2 separate regions of the Homo sapiens genome follow, and region 2 is linked to region 1. A link is a loop called in an ENCODE intact Hi-C map of the cell type or tissue named here. Cell type or tissue: GM12878. All regions are shown on one strand. Links, peaks and the distances in the headings refer to the core of each region. The heading gives the core; the rest is flanking DNA.

The links. Peaks named below come from ENCODE experiments on the same cell type or tissue, not always from the same donor. Only the 100,000 strongest peaks of a DNase experiment are listed, where the experiment ranks them.
Region 2: a loop joins it to region 1, with 4 times the contacts of the local background. A loop is called at or near these places in 3 of 110 quality-filtered maps.

Annotation. Positions count from the first base shown.
Region 1 is chr15:89,868,174-89,885,037 of GRCh38, forward strand. It overlaps ARPIN-AP3S2 (ARPIN-AP3S2 readthrough), which reads right to left. Exons shown (of 10, transcript NM_001199058.2): 8 at 3,302-3,373. It overlaps AP3S2 (adaptor related protein complex 3 subunit sigma 2), which reads right to left. Exons shown (of 6, transcript NM_005829.5): 4 at 3,302-3,373. MIR5009 (microRNA 5009) reads right to left here and starts at 15,857; the gene lies at 15,758-15,857. It also overlaps the pseudogene LOC100631255. In GM12878, for the core only: a CTCF peak has its summit at 6,992 (motif pointing left); no DNase peak of the experiment used is centred there.
Region 2 is chr15:90,082,992-90,091,217 of GRCh38, forward strand. It overlaps IDH2 (isocitrate dehydrogenase (NADP(+)) 2), which reads right to left. Exons shown (of 11, transcript NM_002168.4): 3 at 7,488-7,653; 4 at 5,596-5,756; 5 at 5,368-5,511; 6 at 4,448-4,584; 7 at 4,121-4,272; 8 at 2,284-2,396; 9 at 2,010-2,107; 10 at 1,825-1,917; 11 at 54-1,362. The coding sequence ends at 1,275. Among named protein-coding and RNA genes, the nearest start is that of ZNF710-AS1, 4.9 kb to the left of the region's middle. RefSeq lists enhancers at 987-1,487, 1,488-1,988, 4,094-5,007, 8,153-8,226. In GM12878, for the core only: a CTCF peak has its summit at 3,996 (motif pointing left); no DNase peak of the experiment used is centred there.

The DNA.
Region 1 (16,864 bases), core at 4,577-9,576:
AGCCCCCCGCCTGGCCAGCTGCCCCGTCCGGGAGGGAGGTGGGGGGGTCAGCCCTCCGCCCGGCCAGCCGCCCCGTCTGGGAGGTGAGGGGCGCCTCTGCCCGGCCGCCCCTACTGGGAAGTGAGGAGCCCCTCTGCCCGGCCAGCCGCCCCGTCCGGGAGGGAGGTGGAGGGGTCAGCCCCCCGCCCGGCCAGCCGCCCTGTCCGGGAGGGAGGTGGGGGGGTCAGCCCTCCGCCCGGCCAGCCGCCCCGTCTGGGAGGTGAGGGGCGCCTCTGCCCGGCCACCCCTACTGGGAAGTGAGGAGCCCCTCTGCCCGGCCAGCCGCCCGGTCCGGGAGGGAGGTGGGGGGGTCAGCCCCCCGCCCGGCCAGCCGCCCCGTCCGGGAGGGAGGTGGGGGGGTCAGCCCTCCACCCGGCCAGCCGCCCCGTCTGGGAGGTGAGGGGCGCCTCTGCCCGGCCGCCCCTACTGGGAAGTGAGGAGCCCCTCTGCCCGGCCAGCCGCCCGGTCCGGGAGGGAGGTGGGGGGGTCAGCCCTCCGCCCGGCCAGCCGCCCCGTCTGGGAGGTGAGGGGCGCCTCTGCCCGGCCGCCCCTACTGGGAAGTGAGGAGCCCCTCTGCCCGGCCAGCCGCCCCGTCCGGGAGGGAGGTGGGGGGGTCAGCCCCCTGCCCGGCCAGCTGCCCCGTCCGGGAGGTGAGGGGCGCCTCTGCCCGGCCGCCCCTACTGGGAAGTGAGGAGCCCCTCTGCCCGGCCAGCCGCCCCGTCCGGGAGGGAGGTGGGGGGGTCAGCCCCCTGCCCGGCCAGCCGCCCCGTCCGGGAGGTGAGGGGCGCCTCTGCCTGGCCGCCCCTACTGGGAAGTGAGGAGCCCCTCTGCCCGGCCACCACCCCGTCTGGGAGGTGTGCCCAACAGCTCATTGAGAACGGGTCAGGATGACAATGGCGGCTTTGTGGAACAGAAAGGCGGGAAAGGTGGGGAAAAGATTGAGAAATCGGATGGTTGCCGTGTCTGTGTAGAAAGAAGTAGACATGGGAGACTTTTCATTTTGTTCTGCACTAAGAAAAATTCTTCTGCCTTGGGATCCTGTTGATCTGTGACCTTACCCCCAACCCTGTGCTCTCTGAAACATGTGCTGTGTCCACTCAGGGTTAAATGGATTAAGGGCGGTGCAAGATGTGCTTTGTTAAACAGATGCTTGAAGGCAGCATGCGCGTTAAGAGTCATCACCAATCCCTAATCTCAAGTAATCAGGGACACAAACACTGCGGAAGGCCGCAGGGTCCTCTGCCTAGGAAAACCAGAGACCTTTGTTCACTTGTTTATCTGCTGACCTTCCCTCCACTATTGTCCCATGACCCTGCCAAATCCCCCTCTGTGAGAAACACCCAAGAATTATCAATAAAAAAAAAAAAAAAAAAAGAAAACTCCCCCTTTCCTAGTAAAATCTATCCTTGAATCCCTGAATCTACACCTGAGATGTTAAGAAATTCATTTGCAGCCTGGTGAGCAACAGGTGGCATCTTCAAAGAACCCACTTTGCACACTAGGTGGTAACTTCGAAAGTAACACCTTGTATTTAACAATTTGGTTGTTTTTTTTTTTTTGAGACACAGTCTCGCTCTGTTGCCCAGGCTGGAGAGCAGTGGCGCGACCTCGGCTCACTGCAACCTCCGCCTCCCGGGTTCAAGCGATTCTCCTGAATAGCTGGGATTACAAGCGTGCACCATCACGCCTGGCTAATTTTTGTACTTTTAGTAGAGACAAGGTTTTGCCATGTTGGCCAGGCTGGTCTTAAACTCCTGACCTGAAGTGATCTGCCCACCTCAGCCTCCCAAAGTGCTGGGATTACAGGTGTGAGCCACGACGCCCGGCCTGTATTTAACAATATTATTTTAAAATCATAACAATAAGGCCTACAGAAGGCACCTCTCCATTCCCCCTATATTTTCAAGTCTCTTTAATACTTGAAAGGGACTCTAGTTCCTCTAGTACAAAAGGGAACTAGATTTGAGCTATGGCTCTCCTTGACAGAAGTTGCAAAATAGCAAATCTTTAACATATGAAAAGTACAAAACAACTCTAAGTGCTTGCAAAGAAAGGGTGCTAAGAGATCGCTGAAGTTTCCAAAAAGTATACAACCCTTTCATATGAAAGGGAGGGTGACTCAAAAGCATCAGTAAATACTGGAAGCCCCGTGAGGTTGTCAGGGAGTCCAAAGTTAAGTATCTAAAGAAGGAAAAGGGTTCCATGATGTTCCTGCACTAGGATGCTGATAGAGTCACAGAGCCATGTCAGATGGTGAGAGACAAAACTTTACTCCATTCTAATGTCATCCAAACTCAAGAATGCATTCACTACATTAGCCTGGAAAGTGGGGATCTGCCAACCTCAACAGAGTCAACTAAGACTGAAGACCCTATTGAAAAACAACAAGAAAGTCCTTTAGACAGCAATGCTAGCAACGATGGATCTAAAAACTCCTACTTCATCATGATGAAAAGGTTAATAAAGGATCATGGCTTAGCAATGAGCAGCAGTCTCCTAAAAAATCATCTCTCTCCAAGGGCCAGGGATCATAATGACAACAATCAGTTGAAGAAAAACCAGGACCAAGCAAACCAAAGACGCACCAGTAAACTGCACAGGGGACAGCATGTGGTAAGTTGAATAAAATAAACATGGCAATTCCTATTCCCTTGCTGGCTATTGCCCAAGTTTAATTTGGCATATGAGGACATAGGCCATGTCACAGTTATCCTAGCAAAACAAATCTGAGAACACCTACTTGGGGCCATTTTAATTCTGCCTCTGATAGTCTACCTTCCTATAGAATATCACCTGACCTTGAATTACATTACAGATCTCTTAGTCACTATATTACTCTTTAGGAAAGATATAAATTTTACTATCTAAGTCAAAGCCCCTGCGTCATGATTATTCCAAAGTTTCATTGTCACTGGCCTATGACTAGGAAACTAATTTTATAATCAGCATAAAACTATTTATCTCACCTTTGGCCAAGTAGCCAGTGACATCATTCTCCTATATCAAGAAATCAGTCTGTGAACAGATGAACCACGATATAGGCCTAGTAATAATCTTATGCACGTTAAAACTGTTAGTAGATCTTAGCAAAAACAAAACAAAACCCAAACTATTAAATCTATTAAATAAAACATGTTCTAGGACTATCTTAAGAGTAAAAAAAAACAAGAAACAATATGAAGATGTAGAGGTGGCTACAGATGCCCAAGGCTCTTGGTTTTCTAGTAACCCTAGTTTGGAAGAGAACTGCAAGAGAATATACCTTATCCATATGGAAGATCAAATCCAATTCACACACATTTTCGAAACACTTATCCAGAGTTTCCACAAAAACCTAGAAAACAAGGAGAAATAGATAAAGAAGAGAAATAGGAACACATTCACAGCTTTATCAATGTCACATCTGAAAGTAAAAGGGGCTGTCACAATACTATTTACTTTATGATAAATCTCAAAAATTAAAACACCTACCTTTTGTCTCCAGCATTAGCTGATCACCCTACTTATCTCGATTTAGAGGGAATAATCTAGGACAGGAAAACCTTGTTTTCAGCATAGCAACACAACCAGCAGACACATGTGGCTCTTTCCCCCTTTATAAGATGCTAATTTATGGTAGGGCATGGTGGCTCATACTTACAATCTCAGCACTTTGAGAGCCCAAGGCAGGAGGATCACTTGAGGCCAAGAGCTCACGACCAGCCTTGCTAACAAGACGAAAACCCATCTCTACTAAAAATACAAAAATTATCTGGGTGTGGCGACACGAGCCTGTTATAGTCCCAGCTACTTGGGAGGCTGAGGCACGAGAATAGCTTGAATGAGAATCATTTGAGGTGGAGGTTGCCATAAGCAGAGATCGCACCACTGCACTCCAGCCTGAGTGACAGAGTGAGAGTCTCTCAAAAAAAAAAAAAGAAAAAAGAAAAAAAATTACATAAAAGAATAACAAATTAAAAAAACCAACTACTTACAATACTATGTCCTCAATGAATACATGTACAAAAAATTTTTCATTATTACAGGGTTAACATAGCTGTGTTTTAATTTCAGCCAAAATTAACTTCAAAACATCTTCCCTTTTTAATTTTTTTGGTCAGTTATTTAGCCTACAAAATACCTTCCTATGAATAAATTTAATTGACGTGTTTACAACTTAAAATTTTTTTTTAAAAGCCCTGAGCTTACTTCTCTATAGAACCTTTTAACTTTTAATAAAACATAACAGAAAAGTGTACAAATGACAAGGGCACAGTTTAATGAATTTTCAGAATGAACACACCATGTAACTACAACCTAGGTATCTATCTATAACTGTTTAATTTCTCTCAGACAATGACCTCATTTAAACAATCTCATTGTCAGCAGTGTCATGAATTGTTCGGCACTGCATGAAAATGGGTCTTACTTGAGGCCAGCAAGTGACAGAGACCAGGCACACCGTTCCACTGTAGCACAAGATGGGTGCTCATAGGCAAACCACCCTGCAGCGGCTGCTGGGGAGACAGACCCACTTGCCATGAGGAACCAACGCACACTATTGGAGCTGATCCTGCTCTGTCTCTTCTCTATGTAAGTAAAGCTTTATCCAGTGTTTGCACTTTTTCCTTGCCGACTCTGATACCAAGATGCAATGGGCAAGAGCATTTAGATTCCTTTCTTGAGACTGGTAACCAGTGCACTGTATTTTGCCAGATACCAACCATTTTGGAAAACTATGACATTATGTATGCATGCTCTATGATCTAGGAATTCTACTCCCAGATAACATATCTAACAGATATATACATGTATGCCAAAAACCACATACAATAATTTCATATTAGTGCCATTCATAAATCTTTACATTTTTAACAGTGCCAGAATATTTCACTATAAGGACACATAGTTAAATGGGTCTATTTCTCAATCACTATGCTGGGTACTTGGTAAGCCCTTATAATCCTGCAGTTCAAGTCCTTCAGTTCTGGGAAATTTTATCGAATTATTTTGTTGAGAATTCCCTCCTTTCCACATTCCTAATCAATCTTTTTGGAGCTGCTTATATTCAAGTATTGGACCTCTGTCTGTCTTCTTTTTTTTTTTTTTTTGAGACAGACTCTCGCTCTGTTGTCCACGCTGAAGTGCAGTGCCACGATCTTGGCTCACTGCAGCCTCTGCCTCCTGGGTTCAAGCAATTCTCCTGCCTCAGCCTCCTGAGTAGCTGGGATTACAGGCATGCACCACCACGCCTGGCTAATTTTTGTATTTTTAGTAGAGACGAGGTTTCACCATGTTGGCCAGGCTGATATCCAATTCCTGACCTTAAGTGATCCCCCTGTCTTGGCCTACCAAAGTGCTGGGGTTACAGACGTGAGCCACTGTGCCCGGCCTCTGTCTTATTTTCTCATCTTTTCTCTCCCATTTTCCATCTCTGCCCATTCTGAGACAATTGATTAACTTGATTTTCTAATACTTCAGTTGAAGTGGGTTTTTGTTTGTTTCCATTTCCTCTCATTTTTTATTTCTAAGAGACCATTTTGTTCATTTTGTGTGAGCAACAAGGCTGTGAGTGTTTTTGTTTAGCACCCATTTAGCAATAAGACATAAATGGGTCTTATTTTATTTCTAATTAATAAATGGGTCTTATTATTATTTAAAATAAATGTCTTATTTCTCTGTGGCTTTTTTTTTTTTTTTTTTTTTTGAGACAAGGTCTCACTCTGTCACCCAGGCTGGAGTGCTGTGGTGTGATCTCAGAACACTGCAGCCTCAGCCTCCCGGGTGCAGGTGATTCTCCTGCCTCAGCCTCCTGAGCAGCTGGGACTACAGGTATGTGCCACCATGCCTGGCTAAAATACTTCGTATTTTTAGTAGAGATAGGGTTTCACCATGTTGGCCAGGCTTTCTCTGTAGCTTAAGAATAGGGTTTTGGGTTTTTTTTTTTTTTAAACTGTTTTCCTTTCTTTATATGGTGTCCATTTTTAAGTTGCTTTTTATTGTTTGTTCATTTTATCTCCTTCTTCTATGTTAGAGGTTTTCCGCAGATGTCTGATAATCCTTTGTTTTTCATTTGTTACAAGAATAAAAGGCTGATTGAAAGCTCTACAATCATGGATATTTCTTGCCCACCTCCATGGTTATTTGCTTCCCTAGCGAAATCTGTCTCACGTGTCCATGTGAAGAGACCACCAAACAGGCTTTGTGTGAGAAACAAGGCTGTTTATTTCACCTGGGTGCAGTCTTTCTAGGTATCAAAATTCATTGTAAAGCTTTGTTAACTAAAATAGTATAATACTAAGGCTGGGTGAGGTGGCTCATGCCTATAATCCCAACACTTTGGGCAGCCAAGACAGGAAGATCCCTCGAGCCCAGGAGTTTGAGACCAGCCTGGGCAACATAGCAAAACATCGTCTCCACAAAAAAATAAAAATAAAAAAATTAGCCAGGCATAGTGGCACACACCTGTAGTCCCAGCTACTTGGAAGGCTGAGGTGGGAGGATTGCTTGAGCCCAGGAATTCAAGGTTGCAGTGAATTATCATTGCACCACTGCATTCCAGCCTGAGTGACATACCAAGACCTTGTCTCTAAATAAATTTTAAAAATAAAATAAAAGTATAATTCTAAGATGGGAATATAGATCAGTGGGGCAGAATATAAATTACTGAAACATACATGTTTATAAAATGCAATTTTAAAAATAAGAGTCGTATTTTAAGTTGGTGGGGAAAAGACAAGCTAACTGATAATGTTGGAACAGTTATCCTTTGGGGGAAAAATAAAGTTACATATTTCAATGCAGACATAAAAATATCTAACAGATATTAATGAGCTAAATGTAAAAAAATAAATTAAAAAAGCAACGGCAGATCCCCTGGGTGCCATCCAGGCCCCCGGAAGGAGCTATTCAGTCTGTGGCAAAGCTTTGAGGTGGCTGGTACTGCTAAAAGCGGCACGTGGAGGTGCCCCCTAGCGGCCTGAGCTCTGTTCTGCGGCAGCCAGAGCACATGCGAGGAGAGCCAGACCACAGTTTGCAGCAGCACCATCCCAAAAGGCTGTTTTCATTAAAGATGTTTCATGAAACTAAGACTGGGTTCTCAAGATAGGGTAGTTATCCAGGACAAGATGGACTAGCCCCAGAAAAAGACATCCCCAGATAGTGGGTGGAAAAAGAACTGTCAGATGCATCTGTTTTTCTTACTCAAAATATTATTCAAGATCACAATCAAGGTCAAGAGAAAGAAAACAAGAAAGAAAACGAAGGACGAAAACACAAAGCGCATGCTGATGGGCAAAGAGGCTGAACTGAAGACATTGCAGACTCAGGTAGGAAAATAATAAGCCTATTTCATGATGAGGCAAGAAGACAGGAATCCTACAACAAATCCTCTAAGAAATACACTTCTGAGGAGCATAATGACAAAGAACATTATTCTGATAAAGGAAGAGAGGGACTAAATTCATCTGAAAATGGGCTGGGCGCAGTGACTCACGTCTGTAGTCTCAGTACTTCGGAAGGCCAAGGTGGGCAAATTGCTTGGGCTCACAAGTTTGAGACCAGCTTGAGCAACATGGCAAAGCCCTGTCTCTATAAAAAACACAAAAGTTAGCCAGGCGTGGTGGTGTGTGCCTGTGATTCCAGCTACTCGGGAGGCTGTGGTGAGAAGCTTGAGCCGGGGAGACAGAGGTTACAGTGAGCTGTGATTGTGCCACTGCACTCCAGCCTGGGCAACAGAGTGACATGCTGTCTCAATAAATAAATACATTCATCTGAAAATGATGAGGACAGACACAAACACAAAGAAAGCCATCAAGAAGCAGAAGTCACTCAAGATACAGGTCTCGTGAAAGGCATCATCGTAGTAGAGGGAAAAGAAGTAGTCTCAATCCAGAAGCAGAGAGAAGAACGATCATGATCTAGAAGCAGGAAAAGAAAACCATGGGCTGGACATGGTGCTTCACACCTGTAATCCCAGCACTTTGGGAGGCCAAGTCAGGCAGATCACCTGAGATTCAGGAGTTTGAGACCAACCTGGCCAACATGGCAAAACCCTGTCTCTACTAAAAATGCAAAAATTAGCCAGGCGTGGTGATGCATGTCTGAGGTCCCAGCTACTTGGGAGGCTGAGGCAGGAGAATCACTTGAACCCAGGAGGTGGAGGTTTCAGTGAGCTGAGGTCACACCACTGCACTCCAGCCTGGCCAACAGAGTGAGACGCCGTCTCCAAAAAGGAAAGAAAAAAAAAAGAAAGAAAGAAAACCATGGATCAGATCTTGCTCCTGTTCAAGATAAAAACTACATCTGTGTTGCGTGTGAAAAATAAGTAAATAAATAAATATGACATGCATAGGAAAGAAGCAGAAGTAGTACAGGAAGCAGAAGACAAGAGAGAAAGAAGAGCATTGAGAAACTAAGATTTAGCAGAAGTTTAAGCCAGATTTCCAGTTCATCTCTCTTCAGAGGCAGAGGCACAGCAAAGGATGCATAAGAAGCTTTAGCTGGGAGGATGGACTAGGCAAAGAAATTACAAGAACAGCAAGAAAAAGAAATAGTTGGGATGGGTGTTGGGAAAAAATTTTTTAAAAGAAAAAGAAATCATTGAAAAACAAAAACAAGAAATAGCTCCAGTTACTAGAGATTTTGTTCTCAATGTTGCTGCCCTGTTGGCATCAGGAATGCCAGTAACTCAGATAGCTATGGCAGCTCAAATGGGAGCCCTGCAAGCAACAGCTTTGGCAGAGACAGAACAGCTGTACCTAGGGATTATGACACAGCAGCTGGAAATCCAGTGAAATTTGCTGAACAAGAGGAAAAAAGTCAAGGCAAGAAAAACTGGGCAAACTCCCCGTCTGCTGAACTATGACTTTGGGAAACAAGGACCAAAATGTCATATATATGGAAATTAGTGGGTATTAAGAGTGAAGATGAAGCTAGATGTAGCTCACTTGATGAAGAAAGTTAGAAGACTTTGAAGCAATAGGAAGTACTGTATTTAGAAATTTAGATGCTCAGTATGAAAAGGCAAGATCACAGACCCACACATAAAGAGGAACGGGATTGGGTTTCACATCTTCAACGTGAGAAATGGATGCAGTTTGAAAAAGATCATACTTTTAAGGTTTGGGAACTTATAGCCTTCTTGTTCTGATGTCAGGTCCTTGTTCCCAAAGAGCTAGTGTTCCAGTTTGTAGGGTGTTGCACTGGCTTTTCTTCCTCTCTCTTTTTTTAAGCTGTGGTAAAATACACGTAACATAAAATTTACCATCATAGCCATTTTTTAAGTGTACAATTCAGTAGCATTCGATAACGTTCATAATGTGCAACCATCACCACCATCCATGTTCATATCTCTATTTTATAAACCTGAAACATGGCCGGGCGCGGTGGCTCATGCCTGTAATCCCAGCACTTTGGGAGGGCGAGGCAGGTGGATCACTTGAGGCCAGGAGTTTAAGACCAGCCTGAGCAACATGGTGAAAACCCCCAGCTACTCAGGTGGCTGAGGCACAAGAATTGCTTGAACCTGAGAGGTGGAGGTCACGGTGAACCAAGATCATGCCACTGTACTCCAGTCTGGGCAACAGAGTGAGACTCTGTCTCAAAATAAAAAAAATTAAAAAAAAGAAAAACACCAAAAAACTGAAATGCTATTCCCATTTGCATTGGCTTTAATTTATTGAAAAATAAGATTTTTTTCATAAATATCAGATCAGTGATATAGGTGTTGTAATCATGTTAGACTCGCTTTCACTAAACCTGACAGGACTATAGAAGGACAATATTTTTTGGTTCGTGAATTCTACTTTTTGAACATAAAGTGCTGTAGGTAGAATGAAATCTCATACATGCATTTTTTTGTGTCTGTTATCTTGTGTACTTTTGTACTTAACCTTGTACAGTTATTTTCATCTTTTAAAACATAAAATAAATGTTATGCAGATGTTCGTTAGAAGATCTTGCCACTGGTACATAATCCAGCACAAATAAGCTGGGTGGTGATGATAATAAAAATGGTTTTCTCCAAAGGAAAAAAAAAACAACAGCAAAACTGTAGGAGAATATTTTCATACCTTGGGAGCTATGAAGAAAACAACTTCCAGATGTACCTACATAAAGCAAAAAGACCAATGGAGTAGGAGAAAATATTTGCAATAAATATAACAAAAAAAGAATATGCATACAATTAGGAAAAAATCTAACTTACAAACAAACAAAACAAATGAGCCTTTTGAAAAGTGGACAAATATCGTAGACATTTCCAAATACCAAAGATACGCAGCCTCACCACTATTCAGGGAAACTCTAGTGAAAACAATGAATTTGCATTTTTTCACCCATCAGATTGGCAAACATTTGAAAATATTCTTATTTTTATCTTATTTTTGAGACAAGGTCTTGGTCTGTCATGCAGGCTGGAGTGCAGTGGTATAATCATAGCTCACTGCAGCCCTGATCTCCTGGGCTCAAGCAATCCTTCAACCTCAGCCTCCCAAGTAGCTGAGAATCACAGATGCATGCTACCACCCGAGGCTAATTTTTGTTGTTGTTGCTGTTTCTTTGTTTGTTTTGATACAGGGTCTCTCGCTCTGTCACCCAGGCTGGAGTGCAGTGGCATGATCTCGGCTCGCTGCAACCTCCGCCTCCCAGGTTCAAGTGATTCTCCCGCCTCAGCCTCCTGAGCAGCTGGGATTACAGACGTCCCGCACAATGGCCCAGCTAATTTTTGTACTTTTAGTAGAGACGAGGTTTCACCATGTTAGCCAGGCTGCTCCAACTCCTGACCTCAAGTGATCTGCCTGCCTCAGCCTCCCAAAGCGTTGGGATTACGGGCGTGGGCCGCCGCACCCAGCCAGGCTAATTTTTTCGTAGAGACAAAGTCTCACTATGCTGCCCAGGAAGGTCTCAAACTCCAGGGCTTAAGCGATCCTCCTGCTTTGGCCTCCCAAAGTATTGGTATTACAGGCGTGAGCCATTGCACCCAGTGTGAAAATATTCTTAATATTCAAAAGTCAGTGAGGTTATGGGTAAACAGATACATTCTTATTACATTCCATTAGTACAAGTATCAAAGGCAAAGCCTTTGTTTGGAGGCAATTCAGCAGTATCTATCCATTTAAAAAACACATGCCCTTATTAAAGCAGCAATTCCAATTGAGAAATCTGTACTATGGGAATTAACATATGTGCATATAGATGCACGTGGAAGGATGTCATTGCAGCATCCTTTACAATAGCAAGAAATTGGGAAAAACATAGATGCCCACAAGTAGCATGATGAATCAAAGATGATGATACATCCATATTATGGAAAATCACACACCGTCAAAAAAAACTGCATGTGGAAAAAGCTCCAGAACTTAAATGATGAAAAAGAAAGTTTTAGAACTATATATAGAGTATGATTACTTTTAATTTTTATTAATTTTTATTTTTTGGGGTCTCACTTTGTCACCCAGCCTGGAGTGCAGTGGCACAATCTCGGCTCTTTGCAACCTCCACCTCCTGGGTTCAAGTGATTTTCCTGCCTCAGCCTCCTCAGTAGCTGGGACTACAGGCACCTGTCACCACGCCTGGCTAATTTTTTTGCATTTTTAGTGGAGATACAGTTTCACCATGTTGGCCAGGCTGGTCTTGAACTCCTAACCTCAAAGTTAGGTTGCAGTGAGCTGAGATCACGCCACCGCACTCTGGGCGACAAGAGTGAGACTCCAAATTATATAACAAACTTACATAGTACTGGAGGCATTATAAATTAACATACTCTTCATTTTTTTTTTTTTTTTGAGATGGAGTCTCACTCTTGTTGCCCAGTGTGCAGTGGCATGATCTCAGATTTTAGAGTTATTAGAATGTGATAAAATGTGCATCTTAGGATATATAAAATATGATATTATAAGCCAGGATCTAGACTTCACTGGAGTCTGGGTGACGAAGTGAGACTCTGTCTCCAAAAAATAAAAAATAAATAAAAGAAACTTTAATGTAAGATTCAAAAGAAGAAATGAATAAACAAGAGGGAAATGCTAACTGTTAATTCACTTCTAATTATAATTATAATCCAACAGGGACTTTTTGGGACCTTTACAAATTATTCAAGAATACATATGGATGAACAAATAGTTATAAATATCAGAGAACGTACTGAAAAACAACTGCCACAAAGGGGAAATAACTAGTCTTACTAGGTATGTGAAACTATATTGAAACAATAAATAGCCAGGTGCAGTGGCTCACGCCTGTAATCCCAACACTTTGGGAGGCCGAGGTCAGGAGTTTGAGACCAGCCTGGTCAACATGGTGAAACCCCCGACTCTACTAAAAATACAAAAATTAGCCAGGTGCGGTGGTGGGCGCCTATAGTCCCACCTATTCAGGAGGCTGAAGCAGGAGAATCGCTTGAACCCAGGAGGCGGAGGTTGCAGTGAGCCGAGATTGCGCCACCGCACTCCAGCCTGGGCAACAGAGCAAGACTCCGTCTCAAAAAAAAAAAAAGAAACAATAAATAAAACAACATGAAAGTAATGCAGAAAGAAAAATGTAACTCAGTTAACTCAGTAGAATAAAATGAAGAAATGAAGGGTAAAAACTAAATCCAATTATGTATTAAATGTTTATTCAACCATTGTTAAAGGTGTGATGACTACATGCTAGGAACATACCATTGTTGACACCACAGTCAACAAGTCATGTTCTTATCCAGTTTATATTCTGGGTGTGGGAAGAACAAGGAGGCAAATGAAACAAGATATTTTCTATTGTCCTAAGTGCCCTGAAGGAAGTAAACAGGATGATGTGACAGGGGTTACTTCAGATAGAGTGCTAAGAAAGTTTGTCCAAGGATTAAAATTCGAGCTGAGACATAAATGGTAAAAGTCAGTCATTGAAAGAGCTGAAGTGAAGGAACCTAGATGAGAGTATTCCAGGGGACAGAACAAGTATAAAGGCCCAGACACAAAAATGTACTTGTGTTTGAAGAACAGCAAGAAGCCTAGAGCATAGTGAAGATGAGCGTGTATACGGTGAGGGGAGAGAGAGGCAAAGGAGCCGGACCATGTTGGGCCTTACAGGCTGTAATAGGGGGCTTGGGTTTCACTCTGAACTTAATACAGTATACAACATTAGAGTTTCTTCAACAAGGGGAGGTAAAAATGGATTATTTACACTTAATATAATAGGTTAGACAATAATTAGTTAAATAAGTTTTAAAATAAACTCAAAATACGCAGATTTACTTATTTGTTGATGATAAGGCAAACCATTATTTTATCTAACAAAGAAAAAAAATGCTGCCAATTATAATTGTTAAGATGTCACCCACTACAACACACATCCAGATTTTAGAGTTATTGAAGTGTGATAAAATGCGCACCTTAGAATATACAAAATATGACATTATAAGCCAGGATCTAGATTTCACTGGACAAGTGGTTCAATTATATTATAGAAGGCTGACATGGAAAACAAAATTATAAACCCACACGTGGAAAAAGGAAGCATGATTAATAAAAATTCAAATGTGTGAGGTACCTCTACCTGGGTAGAAATTTAAAATGACACATTTCAGTACTGGAGTTACAAGGAAACAAACTTATATAGTACTAGAGGCATTATAAATTAACATACTCTTCATTTTTTTTTTTTTTGAGATGGAGTCTCACTGTTGTCGCCCAGGCTGGAGCGCAATGGCACGATCTCAGCTTACTGCAACCTCCACCTCCCGGGTTCAAGCAATTCTCCTGCCTCAACCCCCCAAGTAGCTGGGATTACAGGTGCATACCACCACGCCCGGCTAACTTTTTGGATTTTTAGTAGAGACAGGGTTTCACCATGTTAGCCAGGCTGGTCTTGAACTCCTGACCTCAGGTGATCCGCCCGCCTCGGCCTCCCAAAGTGCTGGGGTTACAGGTGTGAGCCACCGTGCCTGGCTAACATACTCTTTCTAAATATCTATCTAGCAACATGCATTATGATTAGAAATATTAATTCCCTTTGATCCAGGCATTCTGTTTTTAGCAGAATAGGCACAACCGTTTGCATAAAGACTTAGAGTAGTTTTATTCATATTAATTAAAAAAAGAAACAAAGTATCCAGTGTCTGTTATCCTAGGTGCTCTGCTACCTGAATCAGCTGAGAACACTCATTTTACCCCCCTGTTCTGCTTTGACCTACTCTTTTTTTTTTTTTTGAGACGGAGTTTCGCTCTTGTTGCCCGGGCCAGAGTACAATTTCAGCCCACCACAACCCCCGCCTCCTGGGTTCAAGAGGTTCTCCTACCTCAGCCTCCTGAGTAGCTACGATTACAGGCATGTGCCACCACACTCGGCTAATTTTTTGTATTTTTAGTAGAGACGGGGTTTCTCCATGTTGGCTAGGCTGGTCTCAAAGTCTCCTGACCTCAAGTGATCTGCCCGCCTCGGCCTCCCAAAGGACTGGGATTACCGGCGTGACCCACTGTGCTTGGCCAAAAGCTACTAATTTCCATATGTTAAACTTGTATTTAGTCACCTTACAGAACTCTATTATTAGTTCCAATTGTTTCCAACTGATTTGGATTTTCTAGATAATCAATTCATCTGTAACTATTATACATTCTGAAAACTAGTAAAGCAAATCTCCCATCACTGTCCTTTTTCCCTAGAAATATACTTCTGCATTTCTTGGCCACTCCTTTTCCCTGATAAATTTTGCCTTTACTGAGTTCTATAAACTCTCCTGACGGAATTATACTTGGTTTTCCATTTGATGTATTGCTCACCACCTTTGGGACTACTGTCATCTTTGCTTGACTCTTCCCAACAACGGGAGAGTTTGTAGCTCCATTTGTTCCAACTATTCCTTTGTTTTTTCTTTAAGATTTTATAATTTTATTGGAATCAATGTCAAGTATTCCATACCAAGTTAATTCCCAAGCACTAACTATCCTTTATTATTACTGTAAATGAGACTTCTTTAATTATGAATTTTCTAGCTGTTTTCTCAGAAATAGGAAATTTAATTTTGTTGGCTTTATCTCATATTCTGTCATTTTGCTCATATCATTTCCTTACTTATAATTCTTTAAAAATATTTTCTATGTCCATAATCCGGCCACCTTACATTGATAACTTACCTCTCTTTCTTTCTTTACTATGTCACTTCTTCATTTGTTTTTGTATCACTCACTACAAATGTTTGTTAAAATTAGAGTAAACAATAAAAGATACTCCTTTTTTTTTTTTGAGACAGAATCTCGCTCTGTCACTCAAGCTGGAGTGTAGTGGCATGAATATGGCTCACTGAAACCTCAACCCCTTGGGCTCAAGCAGTCCTCCTGCTTTAGCCACATGAGTAGCTGGGACCACAGGGGCACACCACCTGATTTTTTATAGAGACTAGGTCTCACTATGTTGCCCAGGCTGGTCTTGAACTCCTGAGCTCAAGTGATCCTCCTGCCTCAGGCTCCCAAAGGGTTGGGACTATAGGTATGAGCCACTGCACCTGGACGAAACACCCAACAAGAGCATTCATAAATGCCTACAGATTTCACCCTTGAGATAACATTGGCTCTGGTTCTTGGCTCTTGGTTTTGAAACTAAAATTGATTGCTTCAAGGAAAGTAAACTAGGTGATAAGGGGAAAGGGGAAGAAGGATATTTTTCACTATACAGGTTGAACACTTAAAATCCAAAAACCTGAAATCCAAAACACTGCAAAATCCAAAATTTTTGAGTGCCAACATGATGCTCAAAGGAAATGCTTATTGGTCATTTCAGGTTTTGGACTTTCAGATTTAGGATAAGTATAATGCAAATATCCCCAAATCTGAAAAAGTCCAAAATCCAAAACACTTCTGGTCCCAAACATTTCAAAGGGATATTCAACCTGTATACTCATAGTGTGCCTCTGAATTCTGAACCACATAACTATATTCATTTCTTCAGAAAGTAAACAGTTACATTAATAAATGTGTACTTTTAATCAAAAATGCTTCTTATTCCAGTTTGAGTGTATTTAATATAATTTGTATAATCGCTCCTCTCAGCAACTACTAATTTTTATTATATTAGTTTTTCTTACTGCTATAATAGACTATTAATTTTTCTTTGTTATACTGACTTGCATTCTTGGGATAAATACTATTTGGACACAATGTATAATTCTTCTATTTAATAGTATGCAGTTTTCCTGCTAAAGAAATAATTTTAGGGCTAGAAAAGAATATCTAGTATCTTTGTAGATTAAAAAAAAACCACTCAACACACAGAAGAGACAAAATGCAAAACAAACAAAAACCCTTAAGGCCAATAAAGCCTAGATGATTTGTTTAAGGTCACACTGCTTGTTAATGGCAGAGTCAAAAAGAAAAAAAAGGCAGGTCTCACAATCCCTTGGTTCAACTGATTGTCGGCTAAGATTTTACTTAGTAAGTAATTTTGTACCAGTACTAATACGCAATATTTGACGAACATCTTCCCCTTTTTTTTTTTTTTTGAGATAGAGTCTCACTCTATCACCCAGGCTGGAGTGCAGTGGCGCAATCTCGGCTCACTGCAACCTCCGCCTCCCAGCTCAAGCGATTCTTCTGCCTCAGCCTCCCGTGTAGCTGGGACTACAGGCGCATGCCACCACACCCAGCTAATTTTTTTTGTATTTTTAGTAGAGACAAGGTTTCACCATATTGGCCTGGCTGGTCTCGAACTCCTGACCTCGTGATCCTCCTGCCTCGGCCCCCAAAGTGCTGGGATCACAGGCGTGAGCCGCTGTGCCTGGCCCATCTTCCTTTTTAGAGTCAGGTTTTTGGATGATAACCAATTTATTCCATAAAATGCGCTTAGGTAGTAGGATTCCTTGTTCTAAGTTTTA
Region 2 (8,226 bases), core at 1,246-6,245, 210 kb after region 1:
TTTAACACCAAAAAGAAGAAGCTTTGCAGAACTTACTATGCAGAGGACAGTCCTTTTGATTATATGTAGCTTTAGAGCAACTTTTATTTTTCCTTTTTACATGGGGCTAAAAAACTTGCATAGAGCAATTTTTTTTTTTTTTTTTTTTTTTTTTTTTTTGAGACAGAGTCTTGCTCTGTCACCCAGGCTGGAGTGCAGTGGTGCAGTCTCGGCTCACTGCAACCTCTGCCTCCCAGGTTCAAGCCATTTTCCTGCCTCAGCCTCCCGAGTAGCTGGGACTGCAGGTGCGCATCACCACGCCTGGCTAATTTTTGTATTTTGAGTAGAGATGGGGTTTCACCATGTTGGCCAGGCTGGTCTCGAACTCCTGGCCTCAAGTGATCCACCCACCTCAGCCTCCCAAAGTACAGGGATTATAGGCGTGCGCCACTGTGCCCGGCCGAGAACAATTTGTCACAAGCTTACTTTTCTAGTTTTGCCAATGCATGGTGAAAGTGAACCCAAGCCTGGGAACTGCAGGCCTAGACAATGCAGGGCCCTTGTTCACACACACCCAAGCCCCTCCAAACTCAGGCAGCCTTGGAAAGGAGAAGTGTGAGGCAGGTGTGGGTAGGACCTCTTTTTAGTACCTAGAAAAAGGCTAAGAAAGTGGCCTGGAGATGTTTAGAAGGTTAAAACCAACGAAGAAAAAAATCAATGACAACCTATCAGGAACTGATTGACTCTCAGAATGGAGAACTGGACACAGAAACTGGATCATGCTAGAAAATTCCAGGGAACCCACAGGCCTGTGCCCTGAGTGTCCGAGAACTCCGCAGTGGGCCCCTGTGGAATGCGGGCTCCCAGGGCTGCCTGGTCCCTTCCCTGCCGTGGCAGCCCCTTCCTGAGGTGCTCTGGTCTGCCCCAGGGGAACCTGCCAGCTCTAGCAGGGCCTCTGCCTCAGGGTCCCACTACCTCCTCCCCTCAGGGACAAACACAGCAGACAATTTTGTGAAGAGCTTTTTAGTAGCTAAATATGGCACCATGTGTTCCAAGGGCAATATAAATTACAGTATGCAAAACATACTGACTGGCTGAGGTAAAACGCACTGCTCCTGCCTCACGTCACCATGAGGGGAAACACACATATGCTTTTAAAAACATCTGGCTTATAAAAAAACATCCCCTAGAAAGGCCTCCAGAGAGGGGCTGTGAGGCTCACCCTCTGCCGCGCTCAGGAGGACCCGCCGGCTCAGCCCTGGCCCCTCCACTGCAGCCATGGGTGGCGCCTCCCCCTACTGCCTGCCCAGGGCTCTGTCCAGGTTGCTCTTGATGGTGTCGAGGAAGTCCGTGGTGTTCAGGAAGTGCTCGTTCAGCTTCACACTGCAGAGAGAGCACCACTCACATCAGGGGTGGCTCCAGGCCTTGCCAAGGCCATCAGCCAGGCCCTTCCAGGGAACAGCCTGAGCTTGGGCATCAGAACAGCCATCTCCTGCCACCCAGACTACAGGCCAGAGGCCAGCTATAGCCCCCTACCATGAGGCCACCGAGATTCGGCAGGCACCCGCAGGGTCTGTCTTGCCAGGTAACTGCTCTCCTGAGAGAAGCTGGGAAAGGGGTGTGGGCAGGGTCGGAAGGAGCTCTGAGTAGCCAGCCTCAGGGATGGGGAGGAACTCACTAGACCTGGTCTACAGAGGCTGGCCTGAGCAGTCTCTCAGGGCTGTGGACATGTCCTGCCCCAGGCCCCCTTGCAGCTAAGCTGACTCATGAGGGGGACTTTAGGAGGGGTCCCCTGGCTTCCTCCCACATGGCCCCAGGGTCTGCCTACCACCCCAGGCCACGCACTTGCTGAGGCCGTGAATGCAGCCCGCCAGGTCCTTGGTCATGGCTCCACTCTCCACCGTCTCCACGCACACCTTCTCCAGCATCTGGGCAAACCTATGGGGATGGGGCAGAATGAGACCCCATCTGTGCAAGGGCAGGACCCAGAGCCTGTCCTGGGCAGCTCCGGCCTCTCCCTCCATGCTCACCTGATGAGGTCTTGGTTCCCATCCAGCTTCCCCCGGTGCTCCAGGCCACGTGTCCAGGCAAAGATGCTGGCGATGGGGTTGGTGCTGGTGGGCCGGCCCTGGGGACGGGGGTTGCAGGGAGATCAAGAGCCGAGCCAGCTAGTGAGGAGGCTGCCCAGATACAGCTGCCCGCCCCTGGGCTGGTGGGTCAGGCTCGTCCTTCCAGCCCTCAGCCCAGTGGGCTTTAGGCCCCTGGGGTAGAGGGGCATTGTGAGGCCCCATGCCCTGCACTCACCTTCTGGTGCTCCCGATAGTGGCGGGTGACGGTCCCATGAGCGGCCTCAGCCTCAATCGTCTTCCCATCAGGGCAGACCAGGACGGACGTCATCAGGCCAAGGGAGCCAAAGCCTGGAGGGTAGAAAGCCTTTCTCTCAGGGCCTCGCCTCTCCTGGGGCCACCCAGCTGAGCCCTGCTGCCCTCTACAACCCAATATTGTAGCTGCCATAGTTCGTGGCTCTACTCAGCCTCCCCCAGCTGCAACTGGGAGGACAGGGACTGTTCCAGGTCTCTTCACCCTCCTGTGGGTCTCCAGGGCCCAGCACAGGGCTGGAGGGCACTGGAGGGTGGCTATCACCAGCACATTAACATCCATCTGTGTCACCAGCTCCAGGCGCCCCACAGCCTGTGGCCCACAGGGCCCAAGAGGCCACAGAGTCCTGTGGTCCCCCACAGCCTGCCACCCAGCCTGGCTCGTGACCCGGAGGCACATTCAAGGAAAACAATAAAGCTGTGGTCAGCTATTTCCCAACAATCACTTTTGCAGCTACTCTCTTAGGCCACTTTCAAGCTTTTTGATTAATTTCTGAATGCTCCCAAATCCACATGTCAACTCCAGCAAGCTTTTCTATTGTCAAGGACTCCAGGGCTTCAAAGGCACCCCCATGACACCAAAATAAGGATTGAAGAAAGAAAACATGGACAACATCTACAGGAAAATGCTTTGTCTATGAATTCTAAGAATTTTGGCTGTAAGCAATCCCTTCTCCATTTTACCTGCACCTTCACACCATTCCTTAGACACTTAAGGTTCATTTTCATGCCTCTGCCTCATCTGCTATGGCGTTTCATCCTTCTATCCTAGATGGGAATTGTTCGGTGAGAGGATCCCCACTGAACTTTCCAAAGTAAAGCCAAAGGTTTACACAAAGTAACAAGACTCTGCTTTTCATCAGAACCCGTCCTGGGCTTCCCTTTTCCCCATACCAGGAGCTGCCCTGGTAAGCTTAGGTTTCTCTTTCACTCTCTATGTCCTGCCTGTTTCCCACACCTACCACCTTTCCTGCTCTTGTTCCCAACACAATTGGCCCATTTCTCGCTGTTCTTCTCTAATGGTCTCACCTATACTTTATTTTTTATTTTTTATTTTTTTTGGAGACGGAGTTTCACCCTTGTTGCCCAGGCTGGAGTGCAATGGCGCAATCTCGGCTCACTGCAACCTCCACCTCCTGGGTTCAAGAGATTCTCCTGCCTCAGCCTCTCAAGTAGCTGGGATTACAGGTGTCCATGACTGTGCCCGCCTCCATGCCCAGCTAAATTTTTTTGCATTTTTAGTAGAGACGGGGTTTCGTCATGTTGGCCACGCTGGTCTCAAACTCCTGACCTCATCACCTATACTTTTTACTGCAATCTGATTTGTCTTTTAGGACACCCTAGGGCTTGGGGGTTTGCAGGCTTCCCCAACATTCTCTTCCATCCATTAGGTTCACTATGCAAAATGCATTCGCTGTAGTTTAAAGAACCTCCAGTCCCGCTTGATCCCATTTTCCTACTGGAACCAAAGAGTCATGAGGCTCCATCATGGACTGGAGCAACCTTAGGGCTGTCAACCTAGCCCTGGAATTCCTGTGCCCTCCTTTCTCTCTAAGAGCAGCCTCAGTCATACACCAGTCCAAACCTAATTTGTGATCCTCTCTCACTCAGATGCCAGGGAGCTCCTGCCCCCTGCTGTCCACAGAGGACCCTGCAATGAGTCCTGCTCCACTAGAGTTTTCTACCAAAAGGGTCTGAAAATCCCTCCAGCCAGAGAAGACCAACAGTCCACCCCCACAGGGAGCAGCGTCCTCCCAGCGTACCCTGGGCCAGGATGTCTGACTGCACATCTCCGTCATAGTTCTTGCAGGCCCACACAAAGCCACCCGAAGACTTGAGGACCTGAGCCACCATGTCATCAATGAGCCGGTGCTCATACCAGATCTTATTCTTGTCGAAGTCGGTCTTATAGTGCCTGGGAGTAAAAAGGTCTGTTATGGGGAGAGGGCAGAAGGCTGACAGGTTGGGGATCCCTCCCTGAGCCTCGGAGCTGAGCCAAATGCACTCTAATAGCGACCTTCCCAGGGTAGGATGGGAACAGCATGGGGGGAAGGGAAGAAAGGCCACAGAGTACATGGATGAGGCTTTACTTGTCAAAGATCTCCTGGAAGATGTCCTTGAAACGCCCATCGTAGGCTTTCAGTATGGTGTTCTTGGTGCTCATGTACAGCGGCCATTTCTTCTGGATGGCATACTGGAAGCAGCTGTGCGCAAAACCTGAGATGGACTGCAGGGGGAGAGACAGGGCCCTGGCGTGGTGCCCTAGCCTGGCGATTGCCGGCAACCTCCCACCTCCCAGGGCAAGGCCCAGCTCTCCAGGAACGGTACCCCGCCGCCCACGCGACTGTTTAACACCAGCCTCCGTGCAGTGCACACGATGTTTCTGCTGGCCCAGCCTCTCCCTCTCAACTTTGCTTTGTAAAACACCGCCTTTTTTTTTTTTTTGGAAAACACCGCCTTTTTTTTTTTTTTTTTGGAAACAACTTTTTTTTGGAAAGCACCGCCTTAGACTACATGTGGCTGGGGCAGGGCTAATTCCCAGGCCTAGCGCTGGGGTTGACAGTGTGTCCCTGGCTTATCCAATCAGAAGCCTTTCTCCCCAGGGCCTCTGTGATTGGCTCAGAGGTGGTCATGTGACTCAGCCTGGCATTGGAGCTGGAACTGGGGATAAAGAGGCATTCTCTTCTGATAGGGTAGCCAAGCAGGCAGGAGTACGCCTGGAGCTGCTCGTGGCCATTTCTTTTCTTTTCTTTTCTTTTCTTTTTGTTTCAAGAGATGGGGTCTCACTGTTGCCCAGGCTGGTCTCAAACTTCTGGTCTCAAGCAATCCTGCCTTGGCCTCCCAAAATGCCGGGATTACAAGTGTCAGCCACCATGCCCAGCCCTGGTGGCCATTTCTGCCTCTTTGTGGCCTAAGAATGAGGCCATTACAGAAGAAAGGAAAGCCACGAGACAGAGATGAAGAGACAAGCTGGGAGAGGAGGGGCCCAGGATGCCCAAGCCAGCCTCACCTCGTCGGTGTTGTACATGCCCATGCCCACGCCGCCTGCGGGGAAGTTGTACACTTCCCACTCCTTGACACCACTGCCATCTTTTGGGGTGAAGACCATTTTGAAAGTGCCGGCCCGGTCTGCCACAAAGTCTGTGGCCTTGTACTGCAGAGACAAGAGGATGGCTAGGCGAGGAGCTCCAGTCGGGGGGTGCCCAGGTCAGTGGATCCCCTCTCCACCCTGGCCTACCTGGTCGCCATGGGCGTGCCTGCCAATGGTGATGGGCTTGGTCCAGCCAGGGACTAGGCGTGGGATGTTTTTGCAGATGATGGGCTCCCGGAAGACAGTCCCCCCCAGGATGTTCCGGATAGTTCCATTGGGACTTTTCCACATCTTCTTCAGCTTGAACTCTGTGAGGACAGAGATAATAGTGGTCCCACTGCAGCCGCCATCTTTCAACCAGAATTTGAACCCCAAGCAACAACACAGCCAGACGGGGGTCCTAAAATTCTTCATGAGGAAGGCAGTAGAGTCTAGAGTGCAAATGTGTGGGCTCTGGAGTCTGCCAATTTTTTTTTTTTTTTTTTTTTTTTTGAGACAGAGTTTTGCTCCTATTGCCCAGGCTGGAGTGCAATGGCGCGATCTCGGCTCACCACAACCTCTGCCTCCTGGGTTCAAGCGGTTCTCCTGCCTCAGCCTCCCGAGCAGCTGGAATTACAGGCATGTGACACCACACCAAGCTAATTTTGTATTTTTAGGAGAGATGGGGTTTCTCCATGTTGGTCAGGCTGGTCTCGACCTCCCAACCTCAGGTGATCCACCCGCCTCGGCTTCCCAAAGTGCTGGGATTACAGGTGTGAGCCACCATGCCCAGCAAGTCTGCCAGTTTTAATGGTGAGGCTTACAAAAGTGGCTCAACCAAAGCTGTAAAAAAAAATTACTGGAAAAATAACCAGCCTAAGTGTTGTCGTGAGGACGAAATGAGCTCGTGTGTAAAGGGCCTAGAACGGTGCCCGGTCCATGCTAAGTGCTCTGTTGGCCATTATGATTCCCACATCACACATGGAGGGAGTACAGTCCGGGGGAAGGACTTGTCTGACGAAGCCTGACAACACACTGCCCACTCCACATGCTCCGGTCCTGGCCCCAACGCCACCCCAGTTCCTAAGGCTGTGACCCTCTCCTGCCTTGTCCATAAATGGGGATACACAACTCCCAAGGTTCAGGTGAAATGAAGAGCTCAACACTCAAATGATCCCAGTGCTGTGGGTCAGGCATGACCTGCAGGACAGGGGCAGGCCTGGGGAATTTGCAGATGTATCTCGAGTACTTTCCGCCAGCTCCCTCCAACTGTGGAAAGTAGGAAGAGAGAGCTCAGAAAACTCCTCAACCATCCTTTCTCGAATTATCCAAACCTGGCCCCTCTGCACACACACTGCTGTGACTTCATGGAACCCTCGAGAGCGGCCCCAACAGCCAAGGACCAGAAGCCAGTCTAGGCCTGGTGGGGGCACCTCTCAGTGACCCTGCATGACCATGGGGACAGAGGCAGACCTGCAAGGCCAAGCCAGTGGCAGGAGGGCAACAGCAATGTTCCCCAGAGGCTGCTGAGGCTCTGAAGGACACAGGCCTTACACACAGCACTCCTCTGCACAATCTCTCTGCATACCTGCCTGCAAGACTGTCCACGCCAGAATGGACTACTGCCCAAAGAAGCCATCCTTACTGTGACCACATCAGCATTACCTTCCTCCTCCTCCTCCTCCTCAGCCCTGTCACCGATGACACCTACCACTGTCAGAGCCAGAGTGAAGCAGAAACACCACTGGCCTGGGAGATGGAAGACATGGATTCTGTTCTCAGCTCTGCTGTGCCCTAACCGTGGAACCTGAGGCCAGCCCCTTACCCACGCCTGCCCCAGCCTCATCAAAGGTGACCTCTGAGGCCCCACTGTCCACCAGGCACACACAGGGAGACTGGCCTCAGGTGCAGTTGGCCTCAGGAAAGCCCCAGCTCTGGAGCCTCCCAACCTCCCAGTCCCGAGATGAGTGACATGGCCAACTGCCCCACCCCAAGTCTGGAGAGGCCGGTGGGAGAAGCCTGTGACCCTCCCTGGCCCGCCCACCTCCACACCCTCGCACCTTCCACACGGGCCTCATCAGGGGTGATGGTGGCACACTTGACAGCCACACTGTACTTCTGGGTGGCCAGTGCAGAGTCAATGGTGACCTGGTCATCAGTCTGGTCACGGTTTGGGAGCCCGAGGTCAAAATACTTTAGCTGGATGTCCACGTGGGGCAGGATGAGCTGGGGACAGAGGGCCAGAGCAAGGCGTCACCCCAGTGACTCAGGGACATGACAACAAAGGGCAGGATAAGAAGTCTGCAGGCCATGGCAGGGGACAGTCAGTCAAAACAGGGATGAGTGAAGGCCAGTGGAGGGGCGCAGCAGAAAGCTGGAGTCAGCCATTTCTCAGTGGGGCCTGGCCAGAGCTGGCAGAGGCTGGGGCTTTGGAGAGAGGTTGGCAGGCCAGGCCGCAGTCTTTTGGAGGGTTCTTCCTCCACTGTGCCTGTGTGCCCCCCTCACATGGCCCATCAACTCAGCCAAACCCCAACCCCAAGTACATCTAGATTTCTCTATACAACTGGTTTCCTCTTCTCAAGTGCTTTGAGATCTTACAGTTGGAAGTGACAGTTCTCAACCTTTGTCCCATGAACGCACACACAGTGTGGGGCCTTCACAAGGACTACATGCTCTCCTGGACATACATAGACCACGGCAACTTTGGAGAAGCCAAGCGGCCACTCTGGGACCCCTTTGCCATGGTGGCTCGTCACAACTGCAGGCTGGGTCACTGCCCTACACACCAGCCCTGTTCCC